Linked DNA regions of Homo sapiens: region 1 is linked to region 2. A link is an interaction called in ENCODE POLR2A ChIA-PET data of the cell type or tissue named here. Cell type or tissue: Panc1. All regions are shown on one strand.

What was found. ChIA-PET counts read pairs that join two places held together with the same protein. Peaks named below come from ENCODE experiments on the same cell type or tissue, not always from the same donor. Only the 100,000 strongest peaks of a DNase experiment are listed, where the experiment ranks them.
Region 1: POLR2A ChIA-PET joins it to region 2 with 14 read pairs; 3 of 35 experiments call an interaction of 5 or more read pairs at or near these places.

The regions. Positions count from the first base shown.
Region 1 is chr6:41,351,993-41,356,992 of GRCh38, forward strand. No RefSeq gene overlaps it. Among named protein-coding and RNA genes, the nearest start is that of NCR2, 19 kb to the left of the region's middle. In Panc1, no CTCF peak of the experiment used is centred here; no DNase peak of the experiment used is centred here; H3K27me3 peaks cover 1,616 bases.
Region 2 is chr6:41,497,912-41,502,911 of GRCh38, forward strand. It overlaps LINC01276 (long intergenic non-protein coding RNA 1276), which reads left to right and starts at 4,533. Exons shown (of 3, transcript NR_120347.1): 1 at 4,533-4,700; 2 at 4,892-5,000. All of the region lies in intron 1 of LOC112267957 (a long non-coding RNA gene), which reads right to left. RefSeq lists an enhancer at 4,738-5,000. In Panc1, no CTCF peak of the experiment used is centred here; no DNase peak of the experiment used is centred here.

The DNA of each region.
Region 1 (5,000 bases), 150 kb before region 2:
GAGGCAGCAGAATTGCTTGAACCTGGGAGGTGGAGGTTGCAGTGAGCCGAGATCGCGCCATTGCACTCCAGCCTGGGAAACAAGAGAGAAACTCTGTCTCAAAAAAAGAAAAAAGAAAGTCTGGCGACAGCCAAGGTTTCAGACAGACCAGAGTTTCTGCTTATGGTTGAAGTGCTGAACTTGTTGGGTCTAAATGTGAATATGCACTGAGTAGTAGAGTCTATTAAGAAACTATTTTTAATTGCATTGGCTGTGATCATATTAATTTGCTAAGCAGCAAGAGCTCTTGTTTTAGAAATGTATGATAAATTATTTAAGGGTGGAATGTCAGGATATCTGCAATTTATTTAAAAATACTTCCACATAAAAAAAAATACCGTGAGTTAAAAATACAGAAGTGGAGTGGAGCACCTGGCCCCTGAGCTCTGATGATGACAGGGCCTGCTATAGGCCCATCCTGTTCCTCCATGGAAATTAGACAAATGACCCATCTTGCAGAGAGATCACAAAAAGGCACACACACCCCCACCCCCAGCCCCGGGCCTACTGATTACAAAAATGCACCCTAGCCAATACCTGGTAGAATTCCAACCCTGCTGGCCCAAACACCCAGGGACTTCCTGTGGTTATGGGATAACAGCCAACACAGCCACCATCGAAGCAGAGTCCACAGTCTCAGCGAGGTGCTCAAATCTTGGTGCAGCCCTGAACTTGACATTGGTCAGCAGATCTCCACAACAGCTGCACCTAGAGTTGCACACACCACACCAGCTTTCCTGGTGTTTTTCTCTTTTCTTTGTACATTATATGTAAACATCATTTTTCCAATTCTAAGAATCCCGACATTCAATAAAGGGAAATATGTTAGATTCTTGTATCTACTATTTTTTCCCCAACCAACCTTTCTCAAGCATTAGTAGGTAAGAGAGCAGGAGCAAGTGGTCCAGCCATGCTTCCAGGGCTGAGGCTTTCCTCTCTCCTCCTCCTGACTCCCCTCCTCCTGAACAAATCCTATTCCCTCCCAGCACCCTCTCTGAGGATTCCTCGGTCACCACCCCAAGAGCTCAAGGAGAAGCGGCTTGGTTGGGAGGACCCTCTCCTCTGCCTCTTGCTGCTAATGGCACCTGCACCTAGTTTGCAGGTGCCCTCAGCTTCAGATGGGGGACTGGGGAGGAGGACAAGAAAGAAGGCTGGAGAGGGAAGTGGGGCAGGAAGAAGTGACCTTGCAGCCAGAGGACCAGCAGGAGGCTGATCCCAGGGGTGGGTATACATGTGGCCGCTTCCCCTTCCCCAGCCCTCCAGGGCTCCCAGATCTGATGCTCCTGAGGAGAAAAATCTGAGCCTGAGGAACTGAGGGAAGGGAACAGGAAGGGCCTCTGTGGGGAAGGGAGAGCATCTCAGCCAATCACCGTGACCTGCCAGTTACCTGACCAGGCACAAAGCTTAACTATGTCCTTCCCATATTTGACCTGGGACAACACCCTTTCGTCTGGCTTTGCTGCCCTCCCCAAACTGGGCTGCAAGAAAGGAGCTCAGGCACAGTGGTGGGAAACAGTGTTCCCTGCAGCTGTCAGTATTTCCAAAGTTGTCACCAAGTGTCCCCAGGTGAGCTCCTCCCCTGAGGAAATGGCCTCCCCAAGCTTCTGGGAGAAATGCCATCACCTGCCCCCTAGAGAAGGACGGGCCCTCCATATAAACAGCTCCCCCATACAGAGCCAGGAAGGAGGACTGACTGATTTTTCTGCCTAAAACACAATCCTGTGTATGACGAAAGATACTACAAACAATGTTTTTTAAAATGTAAACGGAGGCCAGGCGCAGTGGCTCACGCCTGTAATCCCAGCACTTTGGGAGGCCAAGAGGGGCGGATCATGAGGTCAGGAGTTCAAGACCAGCCTGGCCAACATAGTGAAACCCTGTCTCTACTAAAAATACAAAAATTAGCTGGGCGTGGTGGTGCATGCCTGTAATCCCAGCTACTTGGGAGGCTGAGGCAAGAGACTTGCTTGAACCTGGGAGGCGGAGGTTGCAATGAGCTGAGATCATGCCACTGCTCTCCAGCCTGGTGATAGAGTGGGACTCCATCTCAAAAAAAAAGACAAAAAAGTAAAGCGAGATTTTAAAAATAATATATATGTTATACAAAGATTAATATCCAAACTATAAAAGGAACTTGTGAAATCAATAAGCAAAGGGCAACAACTCAATAGAAGAAACAGAAAAGGATAGAATTGCAATCCAAAGAAACGCCCCATGGAAAATTAATACATGGAAGGCAAGATCAATTTTATCAGTAAGTGGGAAAATGCAAATTAAAACAACAATGGAGGGATCATTTTTCACCTATTAAATTAATACAAATTTAAAAGATTGGTTATTCCCAGCAGTGACGATGTTGTGAGAAAATTGGCATCTCAAAGGATGTCGGTGGGAATATAAATTAGTCTATCCTTTTAGGAAATCAATTAGTCCAGATTTATCAAAATATTAGATGTATATCCACTTTCCACAGACAATTCCATTTTTAGTGTCTGCATGAGAGAATAAATCATGTGTGCACAAAGAGGCATATGTAAAAGGTTATTTGCTGCAACATTTTATATAATAGTGAAACTTAGAAACAAATCAAATGGCTACAAATAGGAAAGGAAGGAAATAAATGAGGCTACATCTCTAGCCTAGGGCACTAAACAGCAGGTTAGAAAGGAGGCAGATATGTGTGTTCTAAATGCACAGAGCAGATTGACTAAACAATTTAGCTCAAAAAAATCAAGCTGCTGAGTGACACACATCACAGTACCTCATTTATATCAGCAAAATTGAAGATAAAGCTATATCCCCAGTGATACGGTTTGGATCTGTGTCCTCACCAAATCTCATGTCTAATTGTAGTCCCCAGTGTTGGCGGTGGGGCTTGGTGGTACGTGAGTGGATCATGGGGGTGAATTTCTCGTGAACAGTTTAGCACCGTCCTCTTGGTACTGTCCTCGAGATAGTGAGTGAGTTCTCATGAGATCTGGTTGTTTAAAACCATTTGTTCTCACTCATAGGTGGGAATTGAACAATAAGAACACCTGGACACAGGGTGGGGAACATCACACACCGGGGCCTGTCATGGGGTCAGGGGACGGGGGAGGGATAGCATTAGGAGATATACCTAATGTAAATGATGAGTTAATGGGTGCAGCACACCAACATGACACATGTGTACATGTGTAACAAACCTGCACATTGTGCACATGTACCCTAGAACTTAAAGTATAATTAAAAAGAAAAGAATTCAGTCCCCCTTTGTCTTCTGCCCTGATTGGAAATTTCCTGAGGCCTCCCCAGAAGTAGAAGCTGCTATGCTTCCTGTACAGCCTGCAGAATCATGAGCCAATTAAACCTCTTTTTAAATTACCCAGTCTCTGGTATTTATAGCAACGCAAGAATGGACTAATATACCTAGACACAATGTATGTGTGCATGTATGCATGTGTGTGTATGCATGCATGTGTGTGAATGTGTGTGTGTAATAACAGGAAAGAATGTGTGCAAGAATTGCCTCAAGATGCTACCATGGGTAATGTCTGGGTAGGGGCAGGTGACTGGGATGGAACAGGGAGTGTGAAGGGGGGCTTTCGCATTTTACCCTGTATTCTACCATATTGTTTGAATGTTTTTACAATAAAATGTACTTGGGTGTTTTAAAAAGTAGACATGTTTTAATGACTGTTGAAGTGAGTGAAGAATATGGAAGTCAGAGGTCACAGCAGCCCTGCCCCTGGGACAGCCATTGAAGGGTGTGTGCGTGTCATCCTGATCAAGTCCCCTGGGGATAGGCTACTTTCAGTGTCCTCACTGGAGACTCAGCTTCTGTGTGGTGTGTGCTGTCTGGCTTCATTACACTTTACTCCCTTGTTCTGTCCTCTCAATAGTCTAGCAAACCTAACACTACCAATGAAGCCCTACTCCATGTCCTGCCCCTGGCTTCCCACTTACCATACCAGCCCAGCAAATACGTTTATGTCCCCCACAAAAGCCCATACACAAATGTTTACAGTGCCCTTACTCATAATCACCACCAACCAGAAACAACCCACAGGTCCTTCAACTGGTGAAAGGATCAACAGACTGTGGTACATCCATGCAACAGAACGTGACTCAGCAATGCAAAAGAACAAAGTACCCACACACACGACACACCTGATAAATCTCAAATGCATTAGGAAAGAAGCGAGACTCAGAAGGCTGCACACTGCATGATTACATATGTATGACATTCTGGAATAGGCAAAACTGTCAGCACAGAAACCACTGATCAGTGGTTTTCAGGGACTGGGGGGATCTGGGGTGGTGATAAGATGGTTCTGTGTCTGGATTGTGTTGATGGTTATGCAACTGTAACCATCTCTGTCCACTCCACCTGTGGGATCTGATCTGGACCCAGAGGTTGTTCAAGCCAGTGCCTTCCTTACTTCTGTTCTTCCCATCTTTATTCCTTCTTTCCTCTTCTGCTTCCTCTTTGCTCTTCAGCAGTGGAAAGCTCCTTCAAATGGAATCCTATACATGCCTTGTAGATGTGCCTGTTCAAGTGACACTGTTCTTGATGAAGAAGGGTAAGGGTCCTCTTTCAACAGAAGTTTGTCCCCATGCTTTCATTCAACAGATGAAGAAATTGAGGCCTGAGAGGAAAGGGGCTCCCTGTCCACATCCATGTTCTGTGCTCCTAATCATCCTCCATGCTGCTTTCAGAGACCATTCCAGGGTAGGCTAAGAGGGGCCATCACGGTGAACAGCTTATTCTGAGCACTCTAGAGTCGTCTAAATCTGCAGTCTGGTCATGGGGTAACAACATAGCAACAGACTTGGGAGATAACATGTCCTTTCCAACACCTGCCCCTGTATCCTTTTTTATACCTTCTTGTCCAGAACAGGTTCATGAGGCCATGTGTCCAGTAGAGGGGACTAGTTTTTCCAGATTAACTGTCAGCTTTGCCATGCTATAGCCACCGCCT
Region 2 (5,000 bases):
TCAGTCCTACTTAATAACTCCCAGCTCCCAGCACACTACAGCCCAGAGAAGGAGCAAGGGCCCAATGGAGTTTGGAATTGGGAAACTCAAGTTATATGTGGAGAAGGTGTCACACTCTCCTACCAGGAACCTTCCAAAGTTCTCCCTCACAGAGCTTTGGGCTGGAAAGGACCTCAAGCAGAGGGCTGGCAGGGAATCTATCCCAACTAGCTCTCTGCCGCCTTCAAAGAAGCCTGACTCAGCCTCCTGCCTTGGAAACCCATCCCAGGACCTCCTGTCTGAGACATCGCAAATCTGTCCAGCTTAGTCAAGCCTGTTTCACCTTCTCCTGCCCTAGTGGAAGCTGGACTATAGCCAATCCCTCCTCTCCTTTTCCATTTCTTCAGAGGCTCAGCCCACTCTTCTCTTTACTATTCTTTTGCCCTTGTTAGTGTAGGTTCATGCATGTTGTGTGTACTAGTTACTGGCTAAGAACACAGGCTCTAGACAGACTGCCTGGGGTCAATCCTGGTTCTGTTCCTTCCTAGCTGTGAGACTTTTGGCAAGTTGCTTACCTTCTCTGTGCTTTGGTTTCCTCATCTTCAAAATGAAAATGATTATATGAATTAATGTATATAGAGTACTTAGAACCATTCCTGGCACATAGTAAGTGCTCAATAAATACTCGTTATTATTGTATGTTAATGCTGTGTGTGTGTGTGTTCAGCCCCTTTCCCAGCTGATTGGGAGTTCCCTGAGGACAAGAAACATACTTTATTCATCTTCAAAGGCCCAGGGCATCAAAGTGCTTGACATAAGAGAGGCAGCTCAAAAAAAATGTATGTTGACTGAATGAATGATGAATGAATGAAGATTGGTTGGCTGAACACTTAGAGAATTTAAGTCCTGATTCCTGTCCTTAGGTCTCTCAATAGTCCCACATGGGTACCCATCAATTCTGCCTACATCTGAACCCAGAGGGGAGGTTTGTCAGGCAAAAAGGATCTTGCAGCAGAGTAACAACAGAAGCAAGAACAACCAGCTCTGCCCTGTGTACACCCCTTAACAACAACCAAGGCTCTGTCACAATGCCACACATCACTGTGAGGTAGACAGAGCAAGGGTAATCCTTATCCCATCTTACAGATGAGTAAACTGAGGGTTAGAGCAGTAATGTGACTTTCCTAAAGACAGACACAGCTAGCTAGTGGCCCAGCTGAGGCCACAGCCCCGTCACCAGACTTGATTAGATCTCTGTCAACCACATCCCAGCAGCCAAATGCTCCCTCCTTTTGCCCTCCTGCGGGGCCACGCAGCACACACCACAACCCCTTGGTCCACTGTGGTCTAGGCAAGAGCAGAAGAGTCCAAAAGCAGATGACTATCATCTTCCATTTGTCTTGGTATCTATGACCACATCTTCCATATGTCTCAATATTTGTACAGCCTAGTGGGAGGGTTGTAGAGAGTCCAGAAGTGAAGGCAACTCCAGAGCACACAATGGTCCATTGTGCCCCTGTATCCCCCTTCCCTTCACCACACCCAGCACACAGCGTCCTGTTTACCTGCCTCCAAGGCCTGGCTCCATCTCAGGTGCCACTCCAACTGGGCCCACGCACAGGCATTGCCAAACCCTCTGCCCACGAGCCCTAGGCTTGGCAGTGATGCCCTTCTTGGGGATTCCCCCCAGCTTTTGTCCCACCCCCAGTCCCTTCTACCCCAACACAGACCCCTCCTCTTGGCTCATAGCACAGTACCTGGCACACAGTAGTTCTCTGGAAATGGTTCCTGACAGTAAGTGGTTCCTTAGTGACGATCATAACCTCAGGCCCATCTGTCAAGGGGTTCTCCCAGCTTCAGAGGTGGGCGATGGCATTGTGAAGGAGGTGGGTTCCAGGGCTGAGTGTCAGCTAGACTTAGAAAAAGTTTCCTGTCCCCTTCCCTGAGCCTGGGACTTTGGGGGGAGGGCGGCGAGGGAATATAAAGCCTGTCCATCTCTAGGGACAGAAGACCCATATTAGGCACTGTCTTGGTCCAGCTGGGATGCCATTCTCCCATTCTCTCAGAAGTCAGAAGTCAAGGGTCAGGGCACCACCAAGGTCTTCAGGGACAGAAGCCCAGGCAAGAGGACAGATGGAGAGGTCTGCTCCTCAGGCCCAGATTGTGTTTGGGGGTCAAGAAGCCGGGTAGAGGTGGGAGGGGAAAGCTGCCCAGGAGAAAGTTAAGCATCATCAGTTCATCCACATACTATTCACACGCTGGGACAGAATAAGAGAGAGAAAGAGAGGAAGATAGCTGAGGGGAGCAAGAAGGGAAAAAGACAGGGACACCACAGTGAAAAGCCAAGAGGCAAGGCCAGGCACGGTGGCTCAAGCCTGTAATCCCAGCACTTTGGGAGGCCAAGGTGGGCGGATCACTGGAGGTCAGCAGTTCAAGACCAGCCTGGCCAACATGGTGAAACCTCATTTCTACTAAAAATACAAAAAATTAGCTGGGCGTGGTGGCATGTGCCTGTAATCCCAGCTACTCGGGAGGCTGACACAGGAGAATCACTTGAACTCAGGAAGCGGAGGTTGCAGTGAGCTGAGATCGCTCAACTGCACTCCAGCCTGGGTGAGAGTGAGACTCCATCTCAAAAAAAAAAAAAAAAAAAGAAAAGAAAAGAAAAGAAAAGAAAAGAAAAGCCAAGAAGCAGATGGGAAATGGGAGAGCACAAAACCACACCTCCAGGTAAGCAGGCTCTGGCAAGGACGATGAGGTTCCCCCAGCTGAAAGAAGAAGCAGACATCAAACACAAAGGCTGCAGAGGAGCATGGAAAGCATCCAGTCCAACCTACTCATTTCACCTATAAGGAGTCCAAGGCCCAGAGAGGGACATGTCTTGCCCGGGGTTACACAGCAAGTCAAGACTCAGCCCAAACCAGAGTCACAGAATGATGGCTCCAGGCTAGAAGACATTTCTTGACTTTCTACTGAGCAGAGAAAAGGGGGCTTCAGAGGGTCATACTCTGCCTGACTTCTGGAAATGTGGGAGCAAGAAGAACAGCCATCGTGGCCCACCCAGCCTATGGCCAGGTATCAGAACAAAGAAATGGAACATTCAGGCCCACTGCTTGTCTACCTAGCAGCACTTGAGCCAAGGTTTGATGGGCTTTCTATTGTACCCATTGATTTATTCCACCACTTACTCTATGTGCCTAGCACTGTGCCAGGCCCTCAAGTTGAGGAGGAGGACAAGAAGAGGGTGGCAAGGAGGCTACAAGCTAGTTTATTCGAATACTTTGAAAGAAGGCTAATTAAGTGGACATTCAGTCAGAGGTTGCTGTATGCCAGCTGCTTGCCCCATGTTACTGTGTCAGAGACTCACAAGGCAGTTCCTACTGTTAGTCCCATTTTTTCAGATGTTGACACTGAGGCTCAGAGAGACTAAGAGGCCCTAGGTCCTACAACTGATGTGGCAGAGCAGGAAGTTAAACCACACCATTTGCTCTTAACCATTAGGCTGTACGGTCCCCCAGGATGGGCTTTAAGAGCTACAGTGATGAGGTTACCCCCACCACACTGTGATCCATCACAGCCCCCCTCTTTTTTTTTTTTTTTTTTGAGACAGAGTCTCACTCTGTCACCCAGGCTGGAGTGCAGTGGCGCAATCTCAGCTCACTGCAACCTCCTCCTCCTGGGTTCAAGCAATTCTCTGCCTCAGCCTCCCGAGTAGCTGGGATTACAGGCACCCGCCACCACACCTGGCTAATTTTTGTATTTTTAGTAGAGATGGGGGTTTCACCATCTTGGCCAGGCTGGTCTTGAACTTCTGACCTCGTGATCTGCCCACCTCGGCCTCCCAGAGTGTTGGGATTACAGGTATGAGCCACTGCACTCGGCCAACACCCCTCCTTCTATCCCAGCCAAGGTGAGTCAGTCCCTCCTCTGAGGCTTTTATAAATGCCTCCCATGGCCCCTTATTTTTGGCCTAGTCTTGGAATTAATTGTCAGCATGTCTGTCTCCCTGGCAAGTTGGAGGGCAGAAATGGCCTTTGCTCAGCTCTGAACCCCCAGTGCCTAGAACAGTGTCTGGCATATGGCAGGTGCTCAATAACTGGTTATGGAAGGAGTATAGCTGGGTAATATGGTATCCCCATATGAACAGAAAATAAAACCCAGTAGAGGCTTAGGTCCAAGGGAGGGGCAGGAAGAGAGTTTCATTAGTCTCCAAATGTCCTGAGTCTAGCACACTGCCTGGAATATACTAAATGCCCTCATAAGTGCCCTTTGGAGTGAGTATGGAGGGTGCTCCAGATACGAGGCTTCCATGGGCCTAGAGGATGGACTCAGGAGGTTTGAGACTGCATTTGGATTGCGGCCAGAACTCAGGGCCCCATCCCAAGAAGTTTGAGGCCCAGCCAGACCACCATGAGAGCCTGCAGAGGACTGGGGTTCAGGGTACTGGGGGCCTCTTTTAGGAGTGCAGGCTGTTCCTGTGGACTCTGCCAGGGCTCAAAGCTGCGGACTGGGGGGTGGGCTGGATCAGAGTGAACAGGAGCGGGCAGGCTGGAGTTGGGACACATTCTCCAGCCTCTTCTGTTTGCAGGTGCCTGAGGACACCTTCAAACCTTCTCTGCTCCGTTGTAGAACTTTTTCCAGCAAGGGGGAGAGGAAGGACAAAAGGCTATGCCTTGGGCTCCAAAGTTTAGGAGAGGAGCCATGGAGATGGACAGAGAGAGGTGAGGAGAGAGAGACCCAGGAGGCCTCTGGGAAGGGAAGGGAAGGTTGCTGAGGAAGGAAGTCTGCACTTGGGGCCAGCCCTGCCTCTGGCACCAGCCCCACTGGGCCAGGGTCCCAGGGATTTATTGACTAATCCTCAAATGATACACTTTCCCTGATTTATTCTCTCTCCCGCTTGCAATCTCACAAGATCCCATTGTCTCTGGACACTGCTGGCCAAGGGCCTCCACCTCAGGAGCTGCTGCCTCTCATCCACTTCCGGGGCGAGGGTAATGGAAGCTCCCTACCGCCAAGCACCA